Regions from separate parts of the Mus musculus genome. Here region 2 is linked to region 1. Evidence: chromatin loops called from intact Hi-C (ENCODE). Cell type or tissue: heart. All regions are shown on one strand. Links, peaks and the distances in the headings refer to the core of each region. The heading gives the core; the rest is flanking DNA. Region 1 overlaps Rrp1 (ribosomal RNA processing 1 homolog (S. cerevisiae)). Region 2 has its middle 8.9 kb from the start of Pfkl.

The links. A loop is a pair of places that touch in the nucleus more often than their neighbours do. Peaks named below come from ENCODE experiments on the same cell type or tissue, not always from the same donor. Only the 100,000 strongest peaks of a DNase experiment are listed, where the experiment ranks them.
Region 2: a loop joins it to region 1, with 2.6 times the contacts of the local background. A loop is called at or near these places in 6 of 42 quality-filtered maps.

Annotation. Positions count from the first base shown.
Region 1 is chr10:78,394,442-78,404,076 of GRCm38, forward strand. It overlaps Rrp1 (ribosomal RNA processing 1 homolog (S. cerevisiae)), which reads right to left. Exons shown (of 13, transcript NM_010925.2): 9 at 9,064-9,143; 10 at 8,169-8,266; 11 at 7,984-8,003; 12 at 7,409-7,525; 13 at 5,921-6,543. The coding sequence ends at 6,353. Among named protein-coding and RNA genes, the nearest start is that of Mir6907, 9.3 kb to the right of the region's middle. In heart, for the core only: a CTCF peak has its summit at 1,999; DNase peaks (open chromatin) are centred at 1,990 and 5,060; H3K4me3 peaks cover 836 bases; H3K27ac peaks cover 940 bases.
Region 2 is chr10:78,013,843-78,023,477 of GRCm38, forward strand. No RefSeq gene overlaps it. Among named protein-coding and RNA genes, the nearest start is that of Pfkl, 8.9 kb to the left of the region's middle. In heart, for the core only: a CTCF peak has its summit at 5,050 (motif pointing right); a DNase peak (open chromatin) is centred at 5,139; H3K4me3 peaks cover 408 bases; H3K27ac peaks cover 1,657 bases; H3K27me3 peaks cover 254 bases.

The sequences.
Region 1 (9,635 bases), core at 983-8,982:
TCCCACACCAGTCATTAACCAAGAAAATGTTCTGCAGTCTTGCCTGTAGGCCAATCTTATAGAGACATTTTCTCAATTAAGATTCCGTCTCCCCAGCTATGCCTAGATGTGTCAAGTTGACAAAACCCAACCAGACCCATTCCTGCCCTCTCCTCTTGTTTCTTCTGCTTCCTGGTCATCAAAGGCGTCCCCAAGTGGCTTTCCTATATGGCCCTGTATGCTGCGGGTCCCCTCTCAAGATCTGGAGACAGTCGTGTTAGCAGGGATACCTGTCTCCTTACCTATACCTCTCTCTCTCTTTCCTTAATGAGAAAGAAAACCCCTATTAAGGCAGGCTGGGGAAGGAGACTACCTACGTACAAAACAGGGCCACCTGAGATCCATCCCCTGACCCACAGTGGGAGAACCGACTCTGGAGAAATTATCCTCTGACCCCCACCCCAGGAATGCGAAGGCATACACATGTTTCCCCCCCCCCATACACAGTAATAATTTTTAAAAAATTAAAGATAACCGTTTGTTGGCAGGCACACAGCTGAGTGAGTTGACGTGAGGACTTGGTGGGTGTGAGCACACCACTCAGGAGACAGTGTGAACTTCTTAGCATTGATTTCCTGGTGAGTGAAGTAAGGTAACCAGGCCATGGCTGGTGTGACAGTGCCCATGGGAATGGAAGAAGGGAGAAAGGCAGGTCTCTTAAGCATTCTCTGAATCGTATATCTAGGAAGGATTCCCATCTCTTGTTCTGTAGCCCCACCCTGGTCCTGGGTCCCTGCCTGCACCCCAGGGTATGGTGCATGTTACATCGAGAGTGCACCCTGAGAGAACAAACGGCCCCGTGTAGAAGAGAGCCAGAGGCAGTGGGCTGATTAACTGGAACAAGGCAGTCTGAGGGCTGGTTTTGTTTGTTTGTGTTTTGAGTCAGGGTTTCTCTGTGTAATGGCCCTGGCTGTCCTGGGACTTGCTCTGTAGACCAGGCTACCAGGCTGGCCTCAGACTCACAGAGATCTGCCTGCCTCTGCCTCTGCCTCAAGTGCTGGGATTAAAGGCTTGCACCACCAGGCCCGGCCAGCTGTTTTTGACTTTCTAGAGTAAAGCAGCCACCCGCGCTCCTTCCCTGTGAGTGCTATGCTTTCTGAACACCAGAGGTCCACAGTGCATCAACAGAATGGAAGCTAGGAAGGCAGAGGGAGTAGTGGGCAGGTGGGACAACACACAGGCTGGGAGAGTCACTTGGGTGGCACTGGCCCTCTGGGCAGTATGTGTCTCCACTTGGACCAAGATTCTGACCTGACACAGGGGAACCCTGGGTTTCCTGCCTTGACTGCACCTGGTAGCCCCAGAGATTCCTTTCCAACCCAGGGGGTTTCCAGAGGCTCCAGGCATCACTGAGACTGGGCAGGGCTCTGAGGTAGGTGCCTTTGTCACATCCCTTTGCTGGGGTCAGGCCTACAGAAATCAATCAGAGGTCTCAGCTTTAATGCAGAAATCCCAGCTGGGGTTTCCCTTTCCTGATCAAGGCAGTAAAGCCTGGCTCAGTCCAATCACAGAGACCCTAAGGCAAACTGATGCCCGTCGTTGTTGGTTAGGGGTGGTTGGGGGAGGGGGCGTCCTTCCTACTCCCCTCTAGCATGAGCTAGAGGTTACTTTAGCTTATTTCACGAAACAGTTCATTTTCTAGATTGATCCCAGGGAGAGAGAAAGAGAGGGAGGGGGTTGGGGGAGGGAGAGTAGGTGTGCCTCCAATTTCCATCAAGTCAGAATTTAGTAAAATCGTGACAAAAACCACTTGTCCAGAGAGCAAGTCAGAGACTGCCAACGGGACCGCAGTTAACAAAGGCAAGGCACACTTCAGCTTTTGAGAGGTGCTGGGAGGAAAGTGCCTCCCTGCCTTCCAGAAGCCTGTTCCCATGGAAACCACAGCCAGTACTTAAGAAACGGAGATGCTGGTGTGCTGCCTCCAGAGCCTTAACCAAGACCAGGCGCCCGCTAGAGGCAGATGCTGGAACTACACCTGGGGACTTGCGAGAAGGCCGCGTGCCCGCTGGCTGTCCCGCTCCAGGGTCCAGACCAAAGCTCCCTGCCAATAAGGAGCTCCACGGTGATTTCAGTAGGGGTGGTGGTGGTTGATAGAGCAATTAAAACATGGGTAGAGGGGAATGGTGGGTGGGAAGACGATAGGAGATACACATTAGATGTTAGGGAAGGTAGAGGAGTAGGTGGAAGGCTACAAAGATGCATGATTGATGGGTGGAGATGTCATAGCGGATGCGTGTGCAAGTCCATGGGCACAGGCTGCAGAGCTGTCTGTAGTGTGACCTTCCTGGGGACGTGTCTGAGGACTAGCTGAGGAAAATGACATGCAAAGGGAAGGAGCAGGGGTGGGGGTGGGGGCGCATTTCCAGCCAGAACCTGCTGGCAGCTACTTCAGGAAGAGAAGAAGGAGTGGTGCTCCCTTCAGCAGGGTCCTGTGGTCCTCCCAGGGCAAGGCATGGGTCACGGTATTCTGCCGTTTAACTGTGTGAGGAATCGGCTGTGAATGCTGGGACTAAAGATGTGTACCACCACTGCCCAGCCAGACTAAGGATTTAAAATTTTTTCTTCTTCTTTTTTCTTTAAAGATTTATTTCTTTTATGCATATGAGTGCACTGTTGCTGTCTTCAGACACATCAGAAGAGGGTATCAGATGGTTGTGAGCCACCATGTAGTTGCTGGGAATTGAACTCAGGACCTCTGGAAGAACAGCCAGTGCTCTTAACTGCTGAACCATCTCTCCAGCCCCAGACTAAGGATTTTTGAAAGATACTGAACTTTTAGCCAGGCAGTGGTGGGGCACGCCTTTAATCTCAGCACTTGGGAGGCAGAGGCAGGTGGATTTCTGAGTTCAAGGCCATCCTGGTCTACAGAATGAGTTCCAGGACAGTCAGGGATATATATACAAAGAGACCCTGTCTCAAAAAAGAAAAAAAAAAAAGATACTGAACTTTTATAGTGTTTGAATTTCTAAGACCATGGAACTTCTTAAGTTTGTTTTATATTGTGATGCTGATATTAATGTGTGAGAAAAAAAAAGGTTGTGGCTTAATAGTGACATTTCTGTCAAGTTGACAAAGAGTTTCTTGCCAACTTGACATAAGCTATCATTGTCTGGAGGGAGGGTGCCTCAATTGAGAAATGACCCTGAAAGGCCAGTAGGCAAGCCTGTAGGACATTTTCCTGGTCATGTAGGATGGCCCAGCCCATGTGGGTGGTGCCACCCCTGGGCTGGTGGCCCTGGGCATTATAAAAAGCAGACTGAGCAAGCAATGTGAGAGCAAGCCAGTAAGCAGCACTCCTCTGTGGCCTCTGTCAGCTCCTGCCTCCAGGTTCCTGCCCTGATGTCCTTCCTTCCCAGATTGCTTTTGGTCATGGTGTTCATCACAGCAACAGAAACCCTGAGCGAGCAGGTAAGGAAGGGGTGGGTCCTGGGTGGGTGGTCCTGCCAGGAATAGAACCTTAAGGTTTGGTCAGAGCCTGTGGGGAGGAGTCTAACAGAGAAAGGGAGAATGTGAACAGGCTAGGTTCCTGAGGTCTGGGTCCAGCAGAAGCATCCTCTCTGGGCACAGACTCACATGAGGGTCAGAGCCCACATCAAAACCAGTGGGGCAGTTAAGAAAGCGTAGAAATAGATGAGCTTGACATTTAATTCAATAGGCTCTTAATAAAGCAGGCAATCCCCCCCCCCCGCGTGGTGTGAGTGTGTGGGGCTGTTCTTGTCTTCTTGTTTGATCCCCTGGTGATCTTAAGAGAAAACCTTCAGGGCCCCAGGATAGCCTTCAGAGCTGATCCAAGCCATAATATCCCCAGCTTGGGTTTTTGCTTGCTCTGTGGCCTTCAGACATCATCCCTATTGCAATGAAAGGTGTGTGTGTGTGTGTGTGTGTGTGTGTGTGTTGTTTTGTTCGACTAGCCTCGAACTCGAGAGTCTCCTGCCTCTGCCTCTTGAGTGCCGGAGTTAAAAGTATGTACCACCACCGCCAGGTTGGAAAAATATTAAAAATAAATTACATTCAGTCCACCTCTCTGTAACTACTACAGGCTCTCAACTTGGGGACTCAAATACCTGTAGATGCAAACTGTCCAAAAGCAACAGTTTCACATTGAGTATGGTCTGCACTGAACTTGCATGTGCCTCCCCTCACCCCTTATTTCCTTTAACAAAGCATGGCAGCCATTGGTGTAGACTTTTGCCTTGTACCAAGAGTGAACATGAAGTACATAGGAAGTTCTATGGGGTTCTGTGAAGATAGTTTGGAGATTTTAGTGTTAGTTAGGGATTTTAGTGTTGGTGATGCTCAGTGTTTGTGGGGGTCCTGAAACCCACCTCCCCATCAGTACCAAGAAATTCCTTTTCTCCTGTGTGTTCATGTGTGTGTGTGTTCATGTGTGTTTGTGTTCATGTGTGTATGTGTCTGTTCATGTGTGTATGGGCTTGGGGAGGGGCCTGTTTTCTGATGGAGGTCACACAGTCAAAGAGGCAGAGCCTCTCCTGGTCCATCACCTCCTTAGATCAACTGGACTGCCCAGAAAAGAACAAGGTAGCCAGGTGAGCATCCGCATGAACTGCCACACCCAACAGGACAGGGCATGGCAAGTTCCCACACTGTGAACAGGGGGTACTGCTGGGTCGCCTGGTTCACCCCCATAGTCTGGGGCTGTATGTCGGAGGCCAAGCCGCGGACTGACAGGCGAGGGTTCACACTGGGAGCAGGGGCTGTCATTCGGAAGACCCGCAACAGGTGAGTTGCAGAAAAGCCTGGTGGTTCTTCAAACAGCTGCCCAGGCAGCTGCACTCCTGGGTGTCTCCCCCCCACCCCCCGAGAGCAGTAAAGAGGCCTGAGCCCTGAGAACAGCTCAGTGACATGCAAAGACCATGCATCACTGCACAATCCCAAGTGCGCCTGTGCAGAGCAGCCCCACCCCCACCCCCCACCGACATGACGCAGATCAGAGGCTGCCGACCCAGGGAGCAGGCTCACCAGGCGTAACAGATGTGTAACTGCTGGCGGCTGCCCAGTTCTGAGAATATCCTGTTATCTCACGAATGAGACAGTGGGTATGTGCCTTGTGACTGCTCTCAAAGCTGTGAACACGGGATTGAAGATGGCCACTTTCGCACAGATAATGTTATCCTCTGGGGTGCATGGCACTGCCTGATCTCCATCAGTCAAGATCCACAGTCAATGTTGAGGGACTTGGTGATTCTTGTCTGGAGTCAAGCAGTTACTAAAGAGACTGCAGACATAGAAGTGCTTCACATGGTGGTGCTGGCTGCAGGTCTCCCCCAGGGGAAACAGGCGTAGAACCCAGGGCCTCACTCAATTAGAACCAGGGTGTCACACCCAGTGACTGTCCTAAGCAGCTCTCTCAGAATGGTGACCCACACCACCCAATGCTGTCTCCTGTGCACTCTGGGATGTGCTTAGGCTACCACAGCGTCCAGGGGCAGAGACTGCTTAGGCACTGTCTTTCCTCCCATGACCTGGCCTCCTGCAGCCCTGGATGCCCCAGTAGTGACCCCAAGGAAGGGACAAGCCCATAGCAGCAGGGCTTGAGTCTGCTCTATTCAGAATAAGAGCCCAGTCAGGTCATGCTCAGGCTGCCAGCTGGGGTCTCTATAAATGCTGTGTACAGTGTCCCAAAGAGAGGTGGTGACAACAGCCAGGCTCTCCTGCCATGGCCCTGTCACTTCAGTCTCAGGAACCTCCTGAAAACCCTCAACAATGCAAGTCTGAGATAGGAGCACAGAGCATGAACCCACGGGCAGGCTCTATTGCAAGGGTTCTCAGATGCACATAAACTCAAAAGTAAGATGAAAATACACACCTCACCCAGGAAGTGACATCTGCTATACCCCTACACACACACACACACACACATCCAAAAATGGGAGAAGCAGCCATGTGCTGTAAGGACCCGCAGTTTATTTGTGGGCAGCCAAGGGTGGAGGGGACAGTGACCACACAGTTACTTGGTTTTGTTTTCCTGACTATGGTGGAGGGAAGCTGAGACAGGGATTTACTCTGCAACCCAGGCTGGACTCAGTCTCCAGATCTTCTGGCCTCTCTGGCTAGGATCAGGCACAGCCATAGCATATGTACAAGTGAAATGTTGAGTGTTTTTCTGAGATGCAGGTCATGGCTCTGAGGCAGGATCATGCTTAAAGGCTGGGACTAAACCAAGAGTTTCTTCCGTCCTCCTCCTGCTCCTCCCCTATAGGACGGACGCTCAGAACCTCGGCATTCAGAGGCTGCAGGAGCATGCCCAGGTATCCTGCCCCATTCCACCATGTGCCAGCCTGGGCTGTGCACCTCACTCTGCACTCTGTGATGACTGTATCCTCTTCTTGGGTTGCTGGGCCCCAGCCCCCTTTGCCCTAGCCCCGGGCTTCCTCCTCTTCCCAGGAGGACCCCCTTGGCCAGCCTTCTCATCCGTTTTCCTGTTCCTCTTCCTCTTCCTTCCTGGGCCTGGGTCTGCACTTGAGGATTCTGCCTCACTCCCCGCTGTGGACAAAGTAAGGCTTGTGAGCAAACTCCTGGGACAATATGGTGTCCTTCAGTCACGGCAGTGCCAGCACTGGGGACAGCACCAGCTATGGCTGCTGACCAGGGTGAGCTTCATCCTGGGTCCCAGGATGATCCCAGGGAGGGCTCAGGAACTGATCTCCAGAAAGACTAGCCAGAGGACAGGGTGAAGGGCCCAGACATGGAGCAGGGTGTGAAGACAGTGCAGGAAGAGAGGTAGAGATGGCTATCTGACAAGAGGGCCAGGGGCCGTACCCCCAGGACCAGCAAACATTAACTCAACCTGCTGTGTCAGAGCTGAAAGACGGTGTCTGGGCTGAGGCTGGGGCCATGCCAAGGGCAGGCTGGTGAGAAGATACTGCCCAGCTGGGACCAATATGTATGGGCCTCAGTGTGGAGATAGCTGGGCCAGAGACAGGGTGAATGCAGTGACCTTTGGCAGGGCAGATGGCAGATCCTAGGTTAGCATATGACCAGGTTAACCCCTGAAAAGACTGTCAGCTCAGGCAGGGCCACCAACAATGCACAGCAAGCCCTGGACAGTCTTTAGCAAGAGTGTCACAGGCTAGCACATACACAGCAGGAAGGCAGGGCTAGAAACCTGAAACCAACAGTTACATGGGAAGAGGCTCAGGACCACTAAGGAGACGAGGCAGACGAGGCTCTGATCAAAGATGGCAAGACAGTCAAAGAGAGCACAGGCACCAAGGGCTGAGGGTGGTCCCCAGGCCAGGTGCACTGTGGGGGTCTGTGCATGAAGGGAAGCCTTAAGCATAGGCAGGACAGGCAGGGGAGACAAGGGAGGTGAGCCAGCCCATGTGTTAATCATCACCCAGGATCCTACCTTCCTTATTCTGGGGCTGAGGTTTGGGCAAGCGCTTCTTTTTCTTCTTCCGTTCCCGCCTCCCTTCCAGCATCTTCTTGTAGGCTTTTTCAGGGACATCATCCTCTGGGAAAGTGCCTGAGAACCAGGGTGGCAGTCAGGGTGCTGAGGGGATAGGTCAGCTCCATTCTGTGTCACGGTCCCCACAGACCCAGCTCAGGGCCAGGGAAATATGGAGGCCACCTGAGGCACATGTGCTATGCCACTGTCTATTCCAGCCGGACAGTACAGGCTAATGCTGGGAGTGCACGAAGCTACACATGCGCAGTGGGGCCTCCTGGGCGCTGGTAAAACCCATCACATGCACAACACACAAACACAGTGTGAGCTTCACCTCCAAATACCAGACATGAGTTCATGGCCTCAGGAAGCACCCCTCAGTGACCTCAGAGGAACAGTGAGTGCTGTGGAGCCTTTGAGCCTAACCCTTCCCCCACCGAGACACAGGTCGCTGCAGACATTTCGCATGCTCTGCGCATGTGCGCAAATGCACATGTGTATTGGAGGGACCACCTCAGTGCCCACCAGATCCTCACCTCCAGCCAGCTCCCGCAGCCTGAAAGAGAAGACAGACAACATCAGCACTCAGCTAGTCTAGTCCTCACGGGGGACCAGCTCCTGACTCCCCTTGCTCAGGCCACCTCACAGGACAACACACATGAGAGGCAGTGACTGCTGTGAGGAGGCAGCAGGGGGAGGCGAGACAGGCCTCCTGACTCACTTTTGGATCACTTTGTAGAGGCGCTTCCTGTTCTGAGAAGGGGTGCTCTGTCTACTGGCGAGCTTGAACAGCCTGTTAGCAAGTGCCTCGTAGTCAAACTGTTTCAAAAGATGTGAGAAATACAAGATTCAGTTCATGTCCACATGACCAAACACAAAACCCCACCTCCCTGGGCTGAGGAGACACATGGCCATCACAGGCATTCTCTGCTTGGCCACGGAAACGGACTCATCTCGCTCAGCATCTGCCAGCAAAGCCTGCAGACAGAGACTACAACCCAGCAGGCACCACCCCTGCCTGCCCCAAGGAAGCAGCAGACTTCAGAAGGCAGCCTGCTCTCCAACTTCATTTCTTTTTGAGGCAGGGACTTACTGTGTGGCTGGCATAGAGCTCACTACTAAAGTGCAGAGATTAAAGTCCCTCTGATTTTAACTCCCAACTAGCCAGAGCAGACAGGTAGGAAGAAACCAAATGAAAAGAGATCAACACATCCTATATAACCAAAATACTCAAACCTACTCATGTGACAGGCTGTCAGCATTGAAGCCTTACTGACATCCGCTGACCGCCCCGATCCACCTGACCCGTCCTCTGAGCTGACTCAGAGCTATGACCCAAATGCAGATCACTAAGTCTGTGCTACCCTGTTCGAGGCCAGCACCCCAACAATAGAGGCAGACCTAGGGGTGCAGGCTACCTGCTTAAAGCATGAGGAATGCCACAGGAGGGCAGCAGGAGCCCTACATCAGTCTCTCAGCAGTGAGCAGGAGTTACCCATCCTTCCCTGAAAGCCAGCCTCCAGGAAGGCTGTCTGCTCATCTCCGTTGCTCTCCTTCCCCCGGCAGTGGGGCTGGAAGGTAAAGGCTAACCGTGTGGCCTAGACATGGATGCCTACCTGGAGGACAGGGCCAGCGTTCTCCTCGTCATCCCACGCCTGTTCCTTGTCTGCCTCAGGGCCAGCCCTATGTGCGGTGCCTAAAAACAAATACGGAACCTGAGCTCAAGGTACCATGCCTAGTGTAGGGGCACCCCAATACCAACACCAAGCACTGAGGACCCTCTTGGTCGTGCACTGACACAGGCTGGGGAGGGGACAAGGAGCTGGGCTCATGGGGAGTGTAGAGATGAGGAAAGGCATCCCAGGGGAAGGGTGTAGGTCAGTGGGCACCTTGGGCAGCAAAGGCAGACTGCAGTTATCCCAGCAGTGGGTTAGGCCAGGGACCACTGGAGCAATGCTTGGCTTAGCTTGGAACACTGAGCTGAGCTGTGTGCTCAGAACTGTGCCAGCAGTGCCTTCCTGGTGTGGAGCAGAGTTAAAACGGGGCCTTGTTATGTTAGCTCTAGTGGTCTGGTTCTCCCTTCACAGCCCAGGATAGCCCTGAACGTGGGCAATCCTCCTGCCTCAGCCTCCCAAGTGCTACGGTATAGGTGTGTGCCCCCACAGGCCACTCAGCATAGTTGTAAGTG
Region 2 (9,635 bases), core at 748-8,747, 380 kb before region 1:
CTTAGGAGGCAGAGGCAGGTGGATCTCTGATCTTGAGGCCAGCCTGGTCCACAGAGGAAGTTCCAGGATGTTCAGGGCTATGGAGAGAAACCCTATCTTGAACAATACAGCATAAATAAATAAAATTATACAATATTTTCCAAAGAAAGAAAGAAAGAAAGAGAGAGAGAGAGAGAGAGAGAGAGAGAGAGAGAGAGAGAGAGAGAAGGAAAGAAAGAAAAAGAAAAGAAGCCAGTCAGTGGTGGCTCATGCCTGTAATCCCAGCACTTGGGAGGCAGAGGCAGGTGGATTTCTGAGTTTGAGGCCAGCCTGGTCTACAGAGTGAGTTCCAGGACAACCAGGGCTATACAGAGAAACCCTGTCTAAAAAACAACAACAACAACAAAAAACCAAGAACAACAACAAAAAAAAAAAAACTTTTCCTTTTTTAAATATTTATTAATTTATTTTATGTATATGAGTACACTGTAGCTGTCTCCAGACATACCAGAAGAGGGCATCAGATCTCATTACAGATGGTTGTGAGCCATCATGTGGTTGCTGGGATTTGAACTCAGGACCTCTGGAAGAGTAGTTGGTGCTCTTAACCCTGAGCCATCTCTCCAGCCCCATCACAAGTCATTCTAATGCTATGTTCCTTTAGCAGAATAATAGTATTAGCTTTCCTCCTAGGCCCACGACCTGTTTAGCCTCGGGTTCTTGGCTACTTTAGCAGTGCCGGGTGTGAATTCCATCTCAATAAACCCGTTCAAAAATGTGGTTGGAGCCGGGTGTGGTGGCACAAGCCTTTAATCCCCAGCACTCGGGAGGCAGAGGCAGGAGGACTTCTGAGTTCGAGGCCAGCCTGGTCTACAGAGTGAGTTCCAGGACAGCCAGGGCTACACAGAGAAACCCTGTCTCGAAACACCAAAAAAAAAAATGTGGTTGGGAAATAGAAGCTATGAATTTAAAGACGTGTGGGGAAAAGGTATCTGAAAGGGTTTGGAGGGTGAAAGGATAAGGGAGACATGTTGTAATAAATCATAATCTCAGGAAAGTTGTTTAAGTGCTTGGTTACGCCGATAACATCTTTACCACTATTGCAGTAACATATTGTGGCGGCAGGTTAATGTTGTAGATCGCGGGGTTCAGTAGCTTGGTTGAGGATTTCCTTTCTCCTCTGGTCATCTGCGGAGTACCTTCCAGTACCATGAATGCCAGGCAGTAGGGGTGAAGCTTCTAGTTAGACTTGATCAGGCTCCTATCCGTTTGCCCATGGATCCCTCTCTCTTTCCTCCCTGATTTTAGATTCGGTGCTCCCTCGGCAATGTGCCCAGGTAAGTTGTTCTTCTCCCGAGACCATGAAACTGTCTACCTGGATGCTTCACAGAAACAATCTACACAGATCTGAGAACTAAAATTGTTTGCCCACAAGGTTGGGAAGGCTTGTTCAAACCTCTCTTATTCTCAGCATTGCTGGGAAGGAGTCAGTCAGTCCTTCTGACCCCTGGCAAATGACCTAAGACTTCCTTTCCAGAAGTTGTAGGTATCTTCTTCCAGATGTTGTAAATCACGTCCATCGGAAGAGGCTGACAGAGTAGGTCTGCTTCCCAGACCCTCAGTGAGCATGCAGGCCTCCCAGATTTCTTTACTTACTGCCTGATCACTACTTCTCCCTTCTGTGTCCCCCTGACCCTTTCTGGATACCTAGTGTTTCTGCCTTGGATTTCCTTGGTCAAGAGTTGGCATTTCTTAACATTCTTGCCTATTTCCTAATTCCCTGTTGCTCCGCTTTCAGATAATGTCCCTTACAAGAAGTTCTAACCTTGCATAATAGTCTCCCTGTCTGCAGTCATGCCTTTGTTGGCCAGAGCTATTTTTGCTATGAATGTTCCTTTTTATCTGGGGAGGAGGAGCTATTGTAGCCCAGACTAACCTTGAACTCACTTTGACTTCCTAACTGGCCTTGATCTTGTACCCTCCTGCCTTGGTCTACCCAGTGCTAGGATTAGGCCACAGACAGTACCTGGATTTGGTTCTATTACTGACCCTCCAGATCCCTAGAGACTGGCTGGGTCAGGGAAGACCAGGCTCCTTCACAGACTCAGGGCTACACCGTGCTTAGTGCAAGCCTATATTTATGTCTGTAATCCTGGAACTGGAGTTACAGGTAGTTGTGACTGTAACTTAACAGTCTGGAAGGCGGGCTGCAGAGATGGCTCAGCGGTCAAGAGCACTGACTGCTCTTCCAGAGGTCCTGAGTTCAATTCCCAGCAACCACATGGTGACTCACAGCCATCTGTAATGGGGATCCAATGCCCTCTTCTGGTGTGTCTGAAGACAGCGACAGTGTACTCACATACATGAAATAAATAAATTAATCTTTAAAAACAAAAAAAGCCAAAAACAGTCTGGAAAGGAGCAGATTAGCTTGTTTGAGTCAGGGGAGACCTTTCTGGTCTGCTCTTGCCCAATTTAGCCACCAGCTTGACTGCAGAAACACCCCAGATTCCTGTCTATCACCCACATATTGCCCACAGTGAGCCTCACATCCACTCCCACTAGACACATGTCTCTGTGCTTCTAGCTCAAGATACAGTTAAGGGTCACCCTGAAACAAGGAAACACGGGCTCTGCAACATCAGTGCCGAGGCCAGTCAGGGTGAGGCTCTGCTCAGAGGCAGGCAGGCAGGGAGACCGAGGAGGGCTCTGTCTGCAGACAACAGAAGCTGGGCCTGCCTCCAGCCACATGGGGGAAACTTTGACCTGGCCCTGCAATGTGGGCAACCTTTGAGATCAGCTAGGCTCGGTTTTGGTCTCTCCGGTCTTCCATTTTGCTCTAGGAAATAAGCATGGTTATCAGAGGCAGTGGTAAAATGGCTTGTGCTCCTTAAGAATCAACTCTGGGAGGAGGGAGAGGAGCAGGGGTGGGCAGGGCTAGGGGCAGAGGAGCTAGAGAGAAGTGGCTGGGGGCTGAGAGATGCCACAGGATCAGTGACAGTGGGCACAGAGAGAAGACAACTGATGTGTGTGATGTGCAGTAGGGCTATCCAGGGACCAGGCATGTGTGAGGGTAGGGAGGCAGAGAGATTGGTTTGCCCTAATGCTGCTTGTTTTCTAATGTTAATTTGGGTCCCCCCAAAACTGTTTGCATGAGAGAGACCCTGCCCCAGATAATTCTGATTGGTAAAAAAAGATGCCAGCAGCCAATAGCTGAGGAGAAGAGAATAGGCGGGGTTTAGGGTTCCAGGGCTTGGGACCACTACAAGGAAGGAGAGGGAGCCGCCATTCCTTAGAAGAGAGTGCTGGAGAGGAGAAAGGAGCCACCAGGGGTTAGCTGCACCATTTTAATGTGGCCATGTGGGCTGGCTATTGGATGAAGCATACAGTAAATAATAACTTGAGTTATGGTTAGGAGTAAAATTCTAGCAGCATGGAGGGTAGGTAGTTGTCCCGTGCTACTTAAGATATATTAAAATATAAAGGCTTTGAGTGTTTGTGTGTGTTTCATCCAGGAACATAAATGGTCAAAGGTGGGAAATAACTGCATCGCAGAATTTATTAAAATATTCACACTACCGACTATTTCACACCACAAGGGAGAGCAGGAGCCAGGTCTAGAGGCTCTTATCCTGGAGGCCTGTCACTCAAGCAGGGCTGCTCTCCCCGCCTGCTCCCAGGCACCATCTCCAGCCCCTCCTGAGTAGAATGAATCTAGTGGTACTGATGAGAGAGCCAGGACTGACTGCCACCTCCTCACCACATGGGATGCTCAGGCTACTCACTGGGCAAAGGTGTGCTGAGGCTGCCTGTGCTGGACAGATGGACACATGGGGCTTCAGGCACAGTGGCTGGGAGCACTAGCTGCTCTTCCTGAGGTCCTGAGTTCAATTCCCAGCAACCACATGGTGGCTCACAACCATGTGTAATGGGATCTGATGCCCTCTTCTGGTGTGTCTGAAGACAGCTACTGTGTACTCACATACGTAAAACAAATAAATAAGGGCTGGAGAGATGGCTCAGCCGTTAAGAGCACTAGTTGCTCTTCCAGAGGTTCTGAGTTCAATTCCAGGAAACCACATGGTGGCTCACAACCATTTGTAATGGGTTCCAATGCCCTCTTCTGGTGTCTGATGACAGCTACAGTGTACTCATACATAAAATAAATAAACAGAACTTAAAAATCATATATATATATGATTATATATATGTGATATATAATATATATATAGATAGATAGAGCGCACCACCAGCTCTTACAGGTAATTTGGGCTCAGTCCCAGTACCCACATGGTATGGCTCACAGCTACCTGTAACTGCAGTCAGTTCTAGAAGATCAGATACATTCTTCCTAATTCTCAGGGCACCAGGCATGCTTGTAGTATACAGATGTTCGTGCAGGCAAAATACTCATACATGCAAAGTAGTAATGTCTTTAAAGACTCAAAGCCACTGGGGGGGGGGGGGCTTTCTGTTTGTATGTTTGTTTTTGACAGGGTTTCTCTGTGTACCCCTGGCTGCCCTGGGACTCCTGTAGAGCAGGCTGGCCTTGAGTCTATCACCACTGCCCAGCATACACACACATTTTTAGGAGCATAGTTTTCACGCCTTAGTTAGGGTTTCTATTGCTGTGATAAAGCGTCCTGACTGGGGAGGAAAGGGTTTGCTTCATCTCACAAACTGCAGTGTATCATCGGAGGGACTCAAGCAGAGGCTGTGGAGGAAACTCGCTCACTGGCTTGCTACAACCTTGAACTACCTGCCCGGGGTTGGCATCACCCACATCAATCATTAATCAAGAAAATGCCCCCAAAGACTTGCCCACAGCCAGTCTAGTAGGGGCGTGTTCTCAACTAAGGTTCCCGCTTCCCAAATGACTCTAGCTTATGTCCAAGTTGATATAAAACTAGACAGCACACAGGGGAAACATCTACACATGTAACATGAAAATAAATAAAATATTAGAAATCATCACAAAACCCAGTTCCTGTGTATTTCCCCCCTACTAATCTCAGACTTAATTTGCTTTTAGTAGCTGAATATCACAGCCGGCCGCTATTCTCAGTAGTGCCGGTCGCCACCAGGTGGCGCTGTGCCCTTACCGCTAGAGCTGCAACCCACAGCGTGAGTCGACCTTGAACGCTGTTTTTGCACCCCACCCCCATTTCGCCTGGAAAGATAAGGCGCTTATTCCGAGGCTTTCTCCTGTAGTTGCCTCTTTGGTAGCGAGGCTAAGGGTGGCCCTCGGCTGAGCTGAATTACACATTCGTGGAAGCGCCGACTCTGCCACCCTGGAAGGCTGGGCACGCGTAGCTAAGCAACAGGTGGGAATCAGCAGTCTGAGGACTTGTGGCCTGGACCCAGGTCCCCTGTTAGCTCCTGGGGATCCTTCAAATCCCCACATCACTGACAATTTACAAGAATTGAAATCTCCTTCATCTTGAAAAAAATCTGTCATTATATATTAAATTTAAAAAAGAAGGAAAGAAAGAAAGAAAGAAAGAAAGAAAGAAAGAAAGAAAGAAAGAAAGAAAGCAAGCAAGCCCCGGATCAGGATCTGAGCACTGCAGTCACAAGGTGGGGGGCCTCTGGCCAGCTGTGCTTTTCACCCAAGGACAATTCAGGGTCAAGCTTACACCACACCCCCACATCACACACACACACACACACACACACACACACACACACACACCGTCCATCCTGTAGGGGAATGGCTTCCAGAAGAAGTGCTGCCTTCACACAGGCCAGGCTGGCTCAACATCCTGTACATTCTTTCATCTGCTTCTCCAGTGACCCTCATCAGAACTTGGGGTCCCACACAGGTACCTGGGGGCGAGGGTGGGGGAGAGGACGGACACAAATTGCTCATAGCTATTCATTCCCAATCGTGGACAGCCCAGCACAAAGCCTAGCTCAGGGCAGCCTCCTGCAGAGGGGGAAGCTATTGTTGGTCCTGTGGTGTTCACAGCATTTGATAAAGATGTCCATGCAGAGATGCTGCAGTGGAAGAGCTAGAGAGAGCACCTGCTCAGCTACATACCTACCTAAACACACACACACACACACACACACACACGGGGGGGGGGGGTGAGCAGGGAGAAGTGGGAGGAGAGGGAGAGAGAGAGATCAGATTCTGGAATGGGTGGGTCAGGGACACTTCAAACTGACTCAGCAGAATTCTTGACAGGTGGTGGTCCCAGCACTTGGAAGGCAGAGGCAGGTCAGGTGGATCTACATGAGTTCCAGGCCAGCCTGTTCTACAGAGTGAGTTCCAGGATCATGGGGGCTCCCCAGAAAAAATCCTGTACTGAAAAACCAAAATAAAGGTCTAGAGAGATGACTCAGCGGTTCAGAGCACTGCCTGCTCTCCCTGAGGTCCTGAGTTCACAACCATCTGTAATGGCTGTTGGGAGCCGCGCCCACATTCGCCGTTACAAGATGGCGCTGACAGCTGTGTTCTAAGTGGTAAACAAATAATCTGCGCATGTGCCAAGGGTATCTTATGACTACTTGTGCTCTGCCTTCCCCGTGACGTCAACTCGGCCGATGGGCTGCAGCCAATCAGGGAGTGACACGTCCGAGGCGAAGGAGAATGCTCCTTAAGAGGGACGGGGTTTCGTTCTCTCTCTCTCTCTTGCTTCTCTCTCTTGCTTTTTCGCTCTCTTGCTTCTCGCTCTCTCTTGCTTCTTGCTCTCTTGCTTCTTGCACTCTGCTCCTGAAGATGTAACAATAAAGCCTTGCCGCAGAAGATTCTGGTCTGTGGTGTTCTTCCTGGCCGGTCGTGAGAACGCGTCTAATAACAATTGGTGCCGAATTCCGGGACGAGAAAAAAACTCGGGACTGGCGCAAGGAGGATCCCTCATTCCGGAACCAGAACTGCGGATCACGTTTATAAAGGTTCCCGTAACACAGACTGTTGAGAAGGATTCAACTGCCGAATTCAGAACTCATCAGCTGGGGAACGACGGTGATAAAGGTTCCCGTAACACAGACTGTTGAGAAGGATTCAACTGCCGAATTCAGAACTCATCAGCTGGGGAACGACGGTGATAAAGTGTTCCCATAAAACAGACTGTTGAGAAGGATTCAACTGCCGAATTCAGAACTCATCAGCTGGGGAACGGAAGTGAGAAATGGCTTTACCAGGTATGTTTGGCCTTGAACTTTTTCTAGTGTTAGGAGCCCTTTTGTTCCTTTTCACATGTTATATAGTGGTTAAGGCAGGGCTGAAAATTCTAGAGGAAATTCAGGGTAATCTATCAGAAGTAAAGCGGGGAGAGAAAGTAGGAGCAAAAAGAAAATGTAGTACACAAACTAAGTATACAGGCCTTTCCAAGGGTCTTGAACCCGAGGAAAAGTTAAGGTTAGGTAGGAATACCTGGAGAGAGATTAGAAGAAAAAGAGGAAAAAGGGAAAAGAAGAAAGATCAATTAGCGGAGGTCTCTAGGAGATACTCGTCACTAGATGAGCTCAGGAAGCCAGCTCTTAGTAGTTCTGAAGCAGATGAAGAATCCTCCTCTGAGGAAACAGACTGGGAGGAAGAAGCGGCTCATTATGAAAGAAAAGGATACCAGCCGCCAAGTAAAGTGCTAACTAGTCATTTAAGGAAAAAGCCAAAAGCGGCTGGCGAAGGCCAGTTTGCTGATTGGCCTCAGGGCAATCGGCTACCAGGTGCACTCCCGCCCTATGCGGAGTCCCCGCCCTGCGTAGTGCGTCAGCCCGTAGTGCGTCAACAATGCGCAGAGAGGCAGTGCGCAGAGAGGCAGTGCGCAGACTCATTCATTCCCCGAGAGGAACAAAGGAAAATACAACAGGCATTTCCAGTCTTTGAAGGAGCCGAGGGTGGGCGTGTCCACGCTCCGGTAGAATATGTGCAGATTAAATATGGAATTAATGCTAATTTTACCTTGGTGCAGTTAGACAGGCTTGCCGGCATGGCACTAACTCCTGCCGACTGGCAAATGATTGCAAAAGCCGCTCTCCCTAATATGGGCAAATATTTGGAATGGAGATCTCTGTGGCGAGAGGCTGCACAGGCGCAGGACCGAGCAAACGCTGCTGCTTTAACTCCAGAGCAGAGAGATTGGACTTTTGACTTGTTAACGGGTCAGAGAGCTTATTCTGCTAAACCTGATAAGAGGTATCAATGGAAGGTCTTACCACAGGGGATGTCCAATAGTCCTACAATGTGCCAGCTTTATGTGCAAAAAGCTCTTTTGCCAATGAGGGAACAATTCCCCTCTTTAATTTTGCTCCTTTACATGGATGACATCCTCCTGTGCCATAAAGACCTTACCATGCTACAAAAGGCATATCCTTTTCTACTTAAAACTTTAAGTCAGTGGGGTTTACAGATAGCCACAGAAAAGGTCCAAATTTCTGATACAGGACAATTCTTGGGCTCTGTGGTGTCCCCAGATAAGATTGTGCCCCAAAAGGTAGAGATAAGAAGAGATCACCTCCATACCTTAAATGATTTTCAAAAGCTGTTGGGAGATATTAATTGGCTCAGACCTTTTTTAAAGATTCCTTCCGCTGAGTTAAGGCCTTTGTTTAGTATTTTAGAAGGAGATCCTCATATCTCCTCCCCTAGGACTCTTACTCTAGCTGCTAACCAGGCCTTACAAAAAGTGGAAAAGGCCTTACAGAATGCACAATTACAACGTATTGAGGATTCGCAACCTTTCAGTTTGTGTGTCTTTAAGACAGCACAATTGCCAACTGCAGTTTTGTGGCAGAATGGGCCATTGTTGTGGATCCATCCAAACGTATCCCCAGCTAAAATAATAGATTGGTATCCTGATGCAATTGCACAGCTTACCCTTAAAGGTCTAAAAGCAGCAATCACCCACTTTGGGCAAAGTCCATATCTTTTAATTGTACCTTATACCGCTGCACAGGTTCAAACCTTGGCAGCCACATCTAATGATTGGGCAGTTTTAGTTACCTCCTTTTCAGGAAAAATAGATAACCATTATCCAAAACATCCAATCTTACAGTTTGCCCAAAATCAATCTGTTGTGTTTCCACAAATAACAGTAAGAAACCCACTTAAAAATGGGATTGTGGTATATACTGATGGATCAAAAACTGGCATAGGTGCCTATGTGGCTAATGGTAAAGTGGTATCCAAACAGTATAATGAAAATTCACCTCAAGTGGTAGAATGTTTAGTGGTCTTAGAAGTTTTAAAAACCTTTTTAAAACCCCTTAATATTGTGTCAGATTCCTATTATGTGGTTAATGCAGTAAATCTTTTAGAAGTGGCTGGAGTGATTAAGCCTTCCAGTAGAGTTGCCAATATTTTTCAGCAGATACAATTAGTTTTGTTATCTAGAAGATCTCCTGTTTATATTACTCATGTTAGAGCCCATTCAGGCCTACCTGGCCCCATGGCTCTGGGAAATGATTTGGCAGATAAGGCCACTAAAGTGGTGGCTGCTGCCCTATCATCCCCGGTAGAGGCTGCAAGAAATTTTCATAACAATTTTCATGTGACGGCTGAAACATTACGCAGTCGTTTCTCCTTGACAAGAAAAGAAGCCCGTGACATTGTTACTCAATGTCAAAGCTGCTGTGAGTTCTTGCCAGTTCCTCATGTGGGAATTAACCCACGCGGTATTCGACCTCTACAGGTCTGGCAAATGGATGTTACA